2 separate regions of the Mus musculus genome follow, and region 2 is linked to region 1. The links are chromatin loops, found by intact Hi-C in ENCODE. Cell type or tissue: gastrocnemius. All regions are shown on one strand.

Region 1 (5,000 bases):
AGGAATGATTTTGAAATTACACATTTATTAAAGGTGATGACTATCTTGAAATGTCTTTACAGAGGGAAGCTGGTGATACTCCAGCATGTGTATCCATTAGAATACAACAATTTTTACACATTTTACCATAGAAAATATTACACATATATCTCACAATTCTACAAGTCAAATGTAGGGCTACTGTGTAATGCCTTTCAGAAACTATCATCAACCATGAAATTGTAACCAGAGTTGCTGAACATATAAAGAGATCTATGGGCCAGTGAGACACACAGAGCCAGAACCAGGAACTCTTAATTCATGGAAAAAAAACCTGCCACAGGATGTCAGGGGTAAGGGTGCAAACTTTTGATCTGATCAATAGGGAGGCAGAGGTAATAGGGTGTGTGTAAAATCCAAACTGGGACTAGGGATCTGTTTCCTGGAGACACTCCTTTTTTTTTTTTTTTCCAGAGACAGGGTTTCTCTGTGTAGCCCTGGCTGTCCTGGAACTCACTCTGTAGACCAGGCCAGCCTCTAACTCAGAAATCAGCCTGTATCTTCCCTACAAAGTGCTGGTATTAAAGGCATGCGCCACCATGCCCGGCTAGACACTCCATTTTCTATCTCACGTTAAAATTCAGAGGGGCATTGTGGCACAGGCCTTTAATCCCTGCACTCTGGGAGCAGAAGTGGCAGCTTGGTGAGTTCAAGACAAGCTCCAGAAAAGAAAAGACTGCATAGGGACACTTCTCCATTTCCCTATACATTGTATAGTATTAGACCCTAAAAGTTCATAGAATTAGTATGAAATGTTGCTTTCATTAGGTCGATGGCTACAGAATTTCTGATGAGAAAGAATAGGAAATATTCCATTAAACTAGATTGAGAGTACTTCATACACAGATGTTAGAAAGGAAAGTTTAATTTCATTTTCAAAATAAAGGCCCAGCTGTGAACAACAAATCAAAATCCAGGGCTGGAGAGACAGCTCAGCAGTTAAGAGCACCACTGCTCTTCCAGAGGTCCTAAATCAATTCCCAGCAACCACATGGTGGCTCCACATGTGTTTTCATGTGTATCATTCCAAGTGTTTGTCTGATGAGTTCAGTCTTAGTGACAGCAATAGTCACTGGCAGTGCCCAGTTTGCTGGAGCATTAAGATGAAGCACTCTAACAAGCAGGAAATGGGCATCTCCTTGAAGTTCAGTGTCTCCCCTATGAAAAAGCAGGTCATAGACCTTAATAAAAAGGAAAGGACAGTAAGCATCCTGGCCCATTCAGCTGTTGATGTCCCTACCATACAAGGAAGGTGAATGAGGGGAAGTACTGGAGTTAAGTGGAGTTCAAGGCTGACACACAGCTGCTTCTGCACAACAGTGATCTGCTATGGAGCAGGGAGCCAGGGGACATTGCAAGGATGTGATATAAAGACGCGTACCATGAGCTGGACGAGCTGCAGCTTTGCAAGAACTGCTTCTACCTGTCAAACCCACGGCCCGACAACTGGTTCTGCTACCCTTGCATATCTAATCATGAGCTGCTTTGGGCTAAAATGAAAGATTTTGGGGTTTGGCCAGCCAAAGTCATGCAGAAAGAATACAGTCAAGTTTGTGTTTGCTTCTTTGGCCATACCACCAGAGAGCCTGGATTCCTTTTGAAAATATTCAGGATATTACAGTCAATGTTCACAGATTACATGTGAAGCACAGCATGGGCTTGAAAAAGGCCAGTGATGAGCTGGAACTGCATCAGGGCTTCCTCCATGAAGGAAGGTTCTGGAAGTCTAAGAATGATGACTGAGGTAAGAAAGAGGCAGAATCCAGTATCTCCTTGACCAGTAATGAACCGCTGAAGGTCACTCAAGAGCCAAGAGCAAAGAAAGGACGATGTAATCAGAGTGTGGAGCCCAGAAAGGAAGAACCCGAGCCAGAAATGGAAGCAGTAAGTTTCAGACAGGAAATCCCCACAATGCCTCAGCCAGTTGACAGGGTGTCAGTGTCAACCCAGACCAGGAAGTTAAATGCCTCTTCCCCAGGAATGCTGCATCTGCATCAAAGCACTCAGATGATGAGCAATGGTGTTTGTCAGAGCATGTGCCACGACAAGTATACCAAAAATTTTAATGACTTTAAAGACAGGATGAAGTCGGAACACAAGCGGGAAACAGAGAGAGTGGTCTGTCAAGAGCTGGAAAAGTTGCGTTCTGAAATGGAAGAAGAAAAAGACAAGCCGTGAACAAAGCTGTAGCCAACCTGCAGGCTGAGATGCACAGAAAGTGTAAGCAGGTGAAGGAAAAGTGTAAGGAAGCATTTGTAGAGGAGATCAAGGAACTAGCGGCGCAGCACAAGCAGCTCATTTCTCAGATCAAGAAGCAGTGGTGTTACAACTGTGAGGAGGCGGCAGGCCATGTACCATGGCTGCTGGAGCTCGGCCTACTGCTCCATCTAGTGCCAGCAGGAGCACTGGCACAAAGAGCACAAGCGCACCTGCCACCAGAAGAGATGAGCCTGCTGCCAACTTCACATGCAGCGGTTTTTGTTCCCAAGAAGCCAAAATGGTTTAGAATTTGCCTCCTATTTTGCTTTTATTTTCTATTTTTTTTTTTTTTGTTGTTGTTGTTTTTTGAGACAGGGTTTCTCTGTGCAGCCCTGGCTGTCCTGGAACTCACTCTGTAGACCAGGCTGGCCTCGAACTCAGAAATCCACCTGCCTCTGCCTCCCGAGTGCTGGGATTAAAGGCGTATGCCACCACGCCCGGCTTGCCTCCTATTTTGCACCAGCCTTTAAACACTTTTCGTGGTGAAATTCTGCACAGTAGTTTAAATCTTTTGTTAATGCTCCTCCGGCATTTTTCAGGGGCTGAAGTAACACCATGGAGGGTATTACTCTAAATAAATATAATTGCGCATTTGTTACAGTTTCAGCAAATTTTAAAACATTTTTTAGGTTTTACAGAAATTTTATCTTTTAAACAACAAATCTAAAAAAAAAACAACAAAACACAAAAACAGACAAACAAACAAAAAACAAAAACAAAAACAGCGACAGGTGAATAAGAGAGAGTCTAACCAAGACAGAACAGAGCTGAATGTAAGAGATGCAGATGCAGCCGGGCGTGGTGGCGCACGCCTTTAATCCCAGCATTTGGGAGGCAGAGGCAGGCGGATTTCTGAGTTCGAGGCCAGCCTGGTCTACAAAGTGAGTTCCAGGACAGCCAGAGCTACACAGAGAAACCCTTTCTCAAAAAACCAAAAAAAAAAAAAAAAAAAAAGAGATGCAGATGCATCAGAAGAACAGACCACCAGGCCGTGATGTTGCTGAGCTGGTTTTGGACAGTTTGCTTTAGGTCCACAGGCCTCGCCTGGGTCTGTGCTGGTGGCATGTGATTGAATATTGGGAACATGGTTGACACAGCAGAACTAGCCCTGCATAGTTTCTCTTAAACATTTCCCAAGTGTGTTTTCATTATTTCTTTTCAATATATAACTTTTATAACAAATTATTAGCTTTGATCTTGTAGTTTAAAATTGCAGGGAAACTGGGGTAATCTTTTACTGAGCTGGATCTTAGAGAAAAATGAATATTTTAAAGTTTGCATATTTCATCTTTGTCCTGACATGAGTGCATGTAACAAGATCAGCAGCAAAAACAAAAAACAGAAAGCCAAAACCTGTATTCAAAACACCGAATTACAGCTGAGGCATACGAGTTTATAACTGAGTCCCTTCTCACCTTCCCTCCCCAGTGTCACTCTAACCCACCCTGTGTCTCCTACTCAGAGGGAGAGCACTTACATGTCATAGAAACCATTGTGTTGTAGGGGAGGGTCATTGCTACTAACAAATCCCTCACTGTACACAGTGAGAATGCATGCTCCATTCCTTGTATTAAAGATACCATGACTTATACAAAGTCCGTATTCTGCGGGATGTCTGGATATGCAGAATTACTGGTAGGACTGGAATGATAGTTGAATAACATTTATTTATACATAGATATATAAAAGACAACCAGGGAATTAAATCTAAAAAAAAAAGAAAAAAGAAAAAATGAAACTAAAAATAAATTCATTTAGAATCAAGACCATGTCTTTAATTAGCTCCCCTGAAGACCCACAAATCAAACTTTACTGTGTAATCACCAATTTTATGTCCCTGGACATGACAGATTAACACAATGTAGAGAAGTCACGTAAGTGACTTATGAGGGCTGATTAAAAAACAAAACAAAACAAAACAAAAAGATGCTGAGCATAATGGAGCCAGACACTTGACCCTGGGCTTCAGGACTTCCAAAGTCTTTTCTCTCTTTAAAGAGTTTCCTCATATCTCTGCCTCCCAGCTCTACCTCCCAATCAATACTGCCATCTGCTGGATGCTTCAGTCCCACTAAATAATAAAAAGGAGTTTTCAGTGTCTAGATTACTAGAGCTCCTTTTCTGAAAAGGAGAGCAACTGAGGCTACCCTAAAAGGGAGGGCCCTGATCACTGAATGACTTTCAACCACTGAACTTTCTTTTCCTTTCTTTTCTTTTCCTTTCTTTTCTTTTCCTTTCTTTTCTTTTCTTTTTTCTTTTCTTTTCTTTACTCAGTTGGTATTCATATACTTAGTTTGGAATTTGTTTATGAGACCTGGTCTTGTTCTGAAGCTTACGTTTGTTGAAACTCCTTTCTTTCTTCCTTCCTTCCTTTCTTTCTTTCTTTCTTTCTTTCTTTCTTTCTTTCTTCATTTTTATGTATATGAGTACTCTGTTTGCATGTACACCTGCATGCCAGAACAGGCTATTGAATCTCATTATAAATAGTTGTGAGCCACCATGTGGTTGCTTGGAATAGAACTCAGGACCTTTGGAAGAGCACCCAATGTTCCTAACCACTGAGCCAACTCTCCAACCCTTTTAAAAAATATTTTATGGGTTTACTTTAGGTATATGAGTATGCTATCTGCATGTACACCTGTGTGCCAGAAGAGGGCATCAGATTCCATTATAGATGGTCATAAGCTACCATGTAGTGGCTG
Region 2 (5,000 bases), 250 kb before region 1:
TATGCAAGGGTAGCAGAACCAGTTGTCGGGCCGTGGGTTTGACAGGTAGAAGCAGTTCTTGCAAAGCTGCAGCTTGTCCAGCTCATGGTACGTGTCTTTATATCACATACTTGCAATGTCCCCTGGCTCCCTGCTCCATAGCAGATCACTGTTGTGCAGAAGCAGCTGTGTGTCAGCCTTGAACTCCACTTAACTCCAGTACTTCCCCTCATTCACCTTCCTTGTATGGGAGGGACATCAACAGCTGAATGGACCAGGATGCTTACTGTCCTTTCCTTTTTATTAAGGTCTATGACCTGCTTTTTCATGGGGGAGACACTGAACTTCAAGGAGATGCCCATTTCCTGCTTGTTAGAGTGCTTCATCTTAATGCTCCAGCAAACTGGGCACTGCCAGTGATTATTGCTGTCACTAAGACTGAACTCATCAGGCAAACACTTGGAATGATACACATGAAAACACATGTGGAGCCACCATGTGGTTGCTGGGAATTGATTTAGGACCTCTGGAAGAGCAGTGGTGCTCTTAACTGCTGAGCTGTCTCTCCAGCCCTGGATTTTGATTTGTTGTTCACAGCTGGGCCTTTATTTTGAAAATGAAATTAAACTTTCCTTTCTAACATCTGTGTATGAAGTACTCTCAATGTAGTTTAATGGAATATTACCTATTCTTTGTCATCAGAAATTCTGTAGCCACCGACCTAATGAAAGCAACATTTCACACTAATTCCATGAACTTTTAGGGTCTAATACTGTACAATGTATAGGGAAATGGAGAAGTGTCCCTATGCAGTCTTTTCTTTTCTGGAGCTGGTCTTGAACTCACCAAGCTGCCACTTCTGCCCCAGAGTGCTGGGATTAAAGGCCTGTGCCACAATGCACCTCTGAATTTTAACATGAGATAGAAAATGGAGTGTCCAGCCGGTTCTGGTGGCAAATGCCTTTAATCCCAGCACTTGGGAGGAAGCTACAGGCTGATTTCTGAGATCGAGGCCAGCCTGGTCTACAGAGTGAGTTCCAGGACAGCCAGGGCTACACAGAGAAACCCTGTTTCTGAAAGAAAAAAAAAGAGTATCTCCAGGGAACAATCCCTAGTTTCAGTTTGGATTTTACACACACCCCCATTACCTCTGCCTCCCCATTGAGGAGATCAAAAGTTTGCACCCTTACCCCTGACTTCCTGTGGCAGGTTTTTTTCCATGAATTAAGAGTTCCTGGTTCCGGCTCTGTGTCTCACTGGCCCATAGATCTCTTTACATGTTCAACAACTCTGGTTACAATTTCATAGTTGATGATAGTTTCTGAAAGGCATTACACAGTAGCCCTACGTTTGACTTGTAGAATTGTGAGATATATGTGTAATATTTTCTATGGTAAAATGTGTAAAAATTGTTGTATTCTAATGGATACACATGCTGGAGTATCACCAGCTTCCCTCTGTAAAGAATTTCAAGATAGTCATCACCTTTGATAAATATGTAATTTCAAAATCATTCCTTTCAGTTCTCAAGGTGAAATTCCCTTGGAATTCTAAACATGCATCAACTGTATTAACACGTGTACATTTTTTATTTTTTATTAATTATTTATTGAAACAGGGTTTGTCTGTATAGTCCTGGCTATCTTGGAACTCACTCTGTAGATCAAGCTGGCCTTGAACTCAGAAATCCGCCTGCCTCTGACTCCCAAGTGTTGGGATAAAAGGCATATGCCACTACGCCCATTTTTAATTTTTAAACTCTACAAAATGAAATACATGATCTATTGTATGAGATGGCTCTAAGGTGCTACATCCACACCAGTAGTGACAAGCACGACATGCCCCAAAAACCTGGGTGCTGTCCCGAAACTAAAAGTTCATGGAAACTTAGTCTCCTGGAATCATGGCATCCTGTATAAAGAATGCTCCAATGTCCTTGCTTTAGTTGGTAAACCGATCTGTGTGCTTTCCCTTAATATTGCTTTATTACCAGTGCTCCTAAGGATTGATATTTTGACATACAGTTAAGTTAGATTCTAGGCAGTCCTTGATCTGACCCTGGGCATGGATAGCTAAGTCACTGCCCTACACATAAATTTACCATTATCTAGGAAGAATGAATTTTGTGACCTAAAGAGGAACCAGAGTAGATACTAAGAACTTTAGGTAGCTGAGTTACACCCATACACAGGTATTTACAATGGCCTAGGGTGAAGGTGGACTATACAATAGACTAGAGTAGGAACTATGGCTAGGGAACAAAGTCCTTGCCCCTGGCTTCTAAGATTAAGTGGACCTTAGGTGAAGCAGTTTTCGATACCAGTTGTTAACATTGAATTTTATTCCAGTTGGTTCCTGCCATACCTTCCCTGTTTGTTTTCTTCTGTTTTGTGTAAGAATCCAGTAATCTCTTTGTACCTTGCCCGTGTGTCACCCAACTTCCCTACTTTCTTCTCTATAAAATGTTGATGCTGGATTTGACAAATTACATTCAGATCCACACTCTCTTGTGTCGAATCTGTCTGTCAATTCCTGCCTACTCCTTGCCCATCTGCAACTAGAGACTCGTTCCATGTAGACAAGGGAACAAGAGGGTCTGCGGTACTAAGTAGCATGATTAAGCAGAAACTGGATTCTTTTTTCTCCATTAATGCTTATTTATTCACGTTTCCGACTAGAGACTGACCCCCCCCCTTCTCCCAGCCACACCCGAATGTCCCCTCCATTCACACCCTCTCCCCTATCCTCAGAGAGAGTTAGTCCTCCCAGGTGTATCCACCCACCCTGATACATCAGTTCACAGCAGGATTAAATGCATCCTCTCCCATGAAGGCCAGATAAAGTAGTCCAGCTATGAGAAAAGGACCCAAAGGCCCACAACATGAGGAACAAGTTAAATATGTGGCACATTTGTGTAAGGGGCCTAGGTCCATCCCATGAATAGTCACTAGTAGATGGTTCAGTTTTTGTGAGCCCCTTTGGTCCCAGATTATTAAATTCTGTAGGTCTTCTTCAACCCTTCCCACCATTCTTTAACAATACTCTCCAAACTCCACCCACTGTTTGGCTGCAGGTCTTGGCATCTGTTTCCATCAGTGCTAGATGAAACTTCTCAGAAAACATTATGCTTGGGTCCTGTCTGTAATCATAGCAGAATATAATTAGTAGTTTCAGGGGTGCATTCTTTCCCATGGGATAGGTCTCGAGTTGGGCCAGTAATTGGTAGGCCAATTTCTCAATCCCTGCTCCATCTTTATCTCTGAACTTCTAAGCAGGACAAATTTTGGGTCCATGTTTTGTGAATGGGTTGGTATCCTCCTCCCTCCATTAGAAGTTCTGCCTGACTACAGGAAGTTGTTTCTTCAAGAACCATATCCCTGGGGCTGAAGAGTTAGCTCAGTAGGTAAGAGCACTGGCTATTCTTCCAGACAGAGATCCTGGGTTCAATTCCTAGCAACTACATGGTAGTTACAACCATCTGTAATGGGATCCAATGTCCTTTTCTGGTGTGCCAGAAGACAGATACAATGTAGTCTTATAAATAAAATAAATAACTATTTTTTAAAAAAGAACCATATCCCCCATTCCTAGAAGTCTCAGTTATGGTCACCATGTAAGACTCCCAGTATTTTTGTTGTTGTTGTTGTTGTTGTTGTTTTGTTTTGTTTTTCGAGACAGGGTTTCTCTGTATAGCCCTGGCTGTCCTGGAACTCACTTTGCAGACCAGGCTGGCAATGAACTCAGAAATCTCCCTGCTTCTGCCTCCCAAGTGCTGGAATTAAAGACCTGTGCCACCATGCCCGGCTAAGACTCCCAGTATTATGCTCTGTCTCTGAGCTCCCTCGCACTAATTTCTGTTTTCTCCTCACACTTGATCTCCACTAGACTCCTTTCCCCACACCTCCCACCCAGTTCCTTCACTCCCTCTACTTCAGATGTCTATTTTTTCCCTTCTGGTTGAAATTCAAGCATCCTCCCTTGGGGTTTCCTTGTAACTTTGCTTCTTTGGATCTGTGGATTGTAGTATGGTTAATATCCACTTATAAGTGAGTACATATCATATGTTTCTTTCCGTGTCTGGGTTATCTCACTCAGGAAGATGCTCTTTTGTTGGGTTATATAGGCCCTTGTCAGTTCCACCACAGGGCACAGTCACCTGGAGAGGTGAAACATGGGGAGTTTGACTGTACTTATCTCATGCTGCTGCTAGGGTAGATGCTGGGCTATGAGGACTTGCTGACACACTGCTCTGGGGTGACAAAGCTCAGTCTTAGGTGTGGGGGTCCCTCAGTCTGTGATGCCACTGCCGTGCAGTGGGGTCCTCACCATCTTGGACATTGAGGTGCCACTAGTAGTTGGAGAAGAGCAGAGTTGAAGAAAAGCAGAGAATGGATTCGGAGGAGGGGTGGTGGTGGTGGTGGTGGTGGTGGAATAGGCTGGGGACTGTTTAGCCTGGGTATTGGGGGAGGAAAGAGGGACTCCCATCTTTTCCCATCTAGGAGATGATTGTCCTTAGTTTGAGGGCAACAGGCTTGGTGGCAGTTGTGTGTAGTTCAGAGAGACCTTCTATAGGAGATTAGGCATGGCTCTGTAGGCTAAGGCCTTCTCCATGGCTCCCCATGGTGGATCTCAGTGAAAAGAGACAGTCAAAGTTCTAAACAGTTTCTTGTCATGGTGGAAAGTGCTTATGTAAAACCATATCCCTTTTCTCAGCATGGGCCTGAGATTAAATACCTCTTGCAGGGAGGAATGTCTTTGAAGGGAAGCTTTTTGGCTACTCCCTCCAGGCCTTATTAGGTACCTCATTAGCATGCAGAACTCTGTCTTGAGCCAGTGTGACCATAGGTCATGTCTCTTTTATGTCAGAAACATGGCACATGTTCAGAGTCAGGAGTCTGGCAGGGAGATGGGAATCACCTAAGCCTCAGGTGTCTGCCCACTGAGTCTCCAAGTCTCCACCTGCTTTACCTTACCAAACTTACTGACATGATTTTATGTCCCACACTTTCTAGTGAATCTGT

What was found. A loop is a pair of places that touch in the nucleus more often than their neighbours do. Peaks named below come from ENCODE experiments on the same cell type or tissue, not always from the same donor. Only the 100,000 strongest peaks of a DNase experiment are listed, where the experiment ranks them.
Region 2: a loop joins it to region 1, with 6 times the contacts of the local background. A loop is called at or near these places in 16 of 42 quality-filtered maps.

The regions. Positions count from the first base shown.
Region 1 is chr4:144,038,520-144,043,519 of GRCm38, reverse strand. It overlaps the pseudogene Gm13104. Among named protein-coding and RNA genes, the nearest start is that of Pramel4, 18 kb to the left of the region's middle. In gastrocnemius, no CTCF peak of the experiment used is centred here; a DNase peak (open chromatin) is centred at 2,416.
Region 2 is chr4:144,292,158-144,297,157 of GRCm38, reverse strand. It overlaps the pseudogene Gm13120. Among named protein-coding and RNA genes, the nearest start is that of Pramel5, 14 kb to the right of the region's middle. In gastrocnemius, no CTCF peak of the experiment used is centred here; no DNase peak of the experiment used is centred here.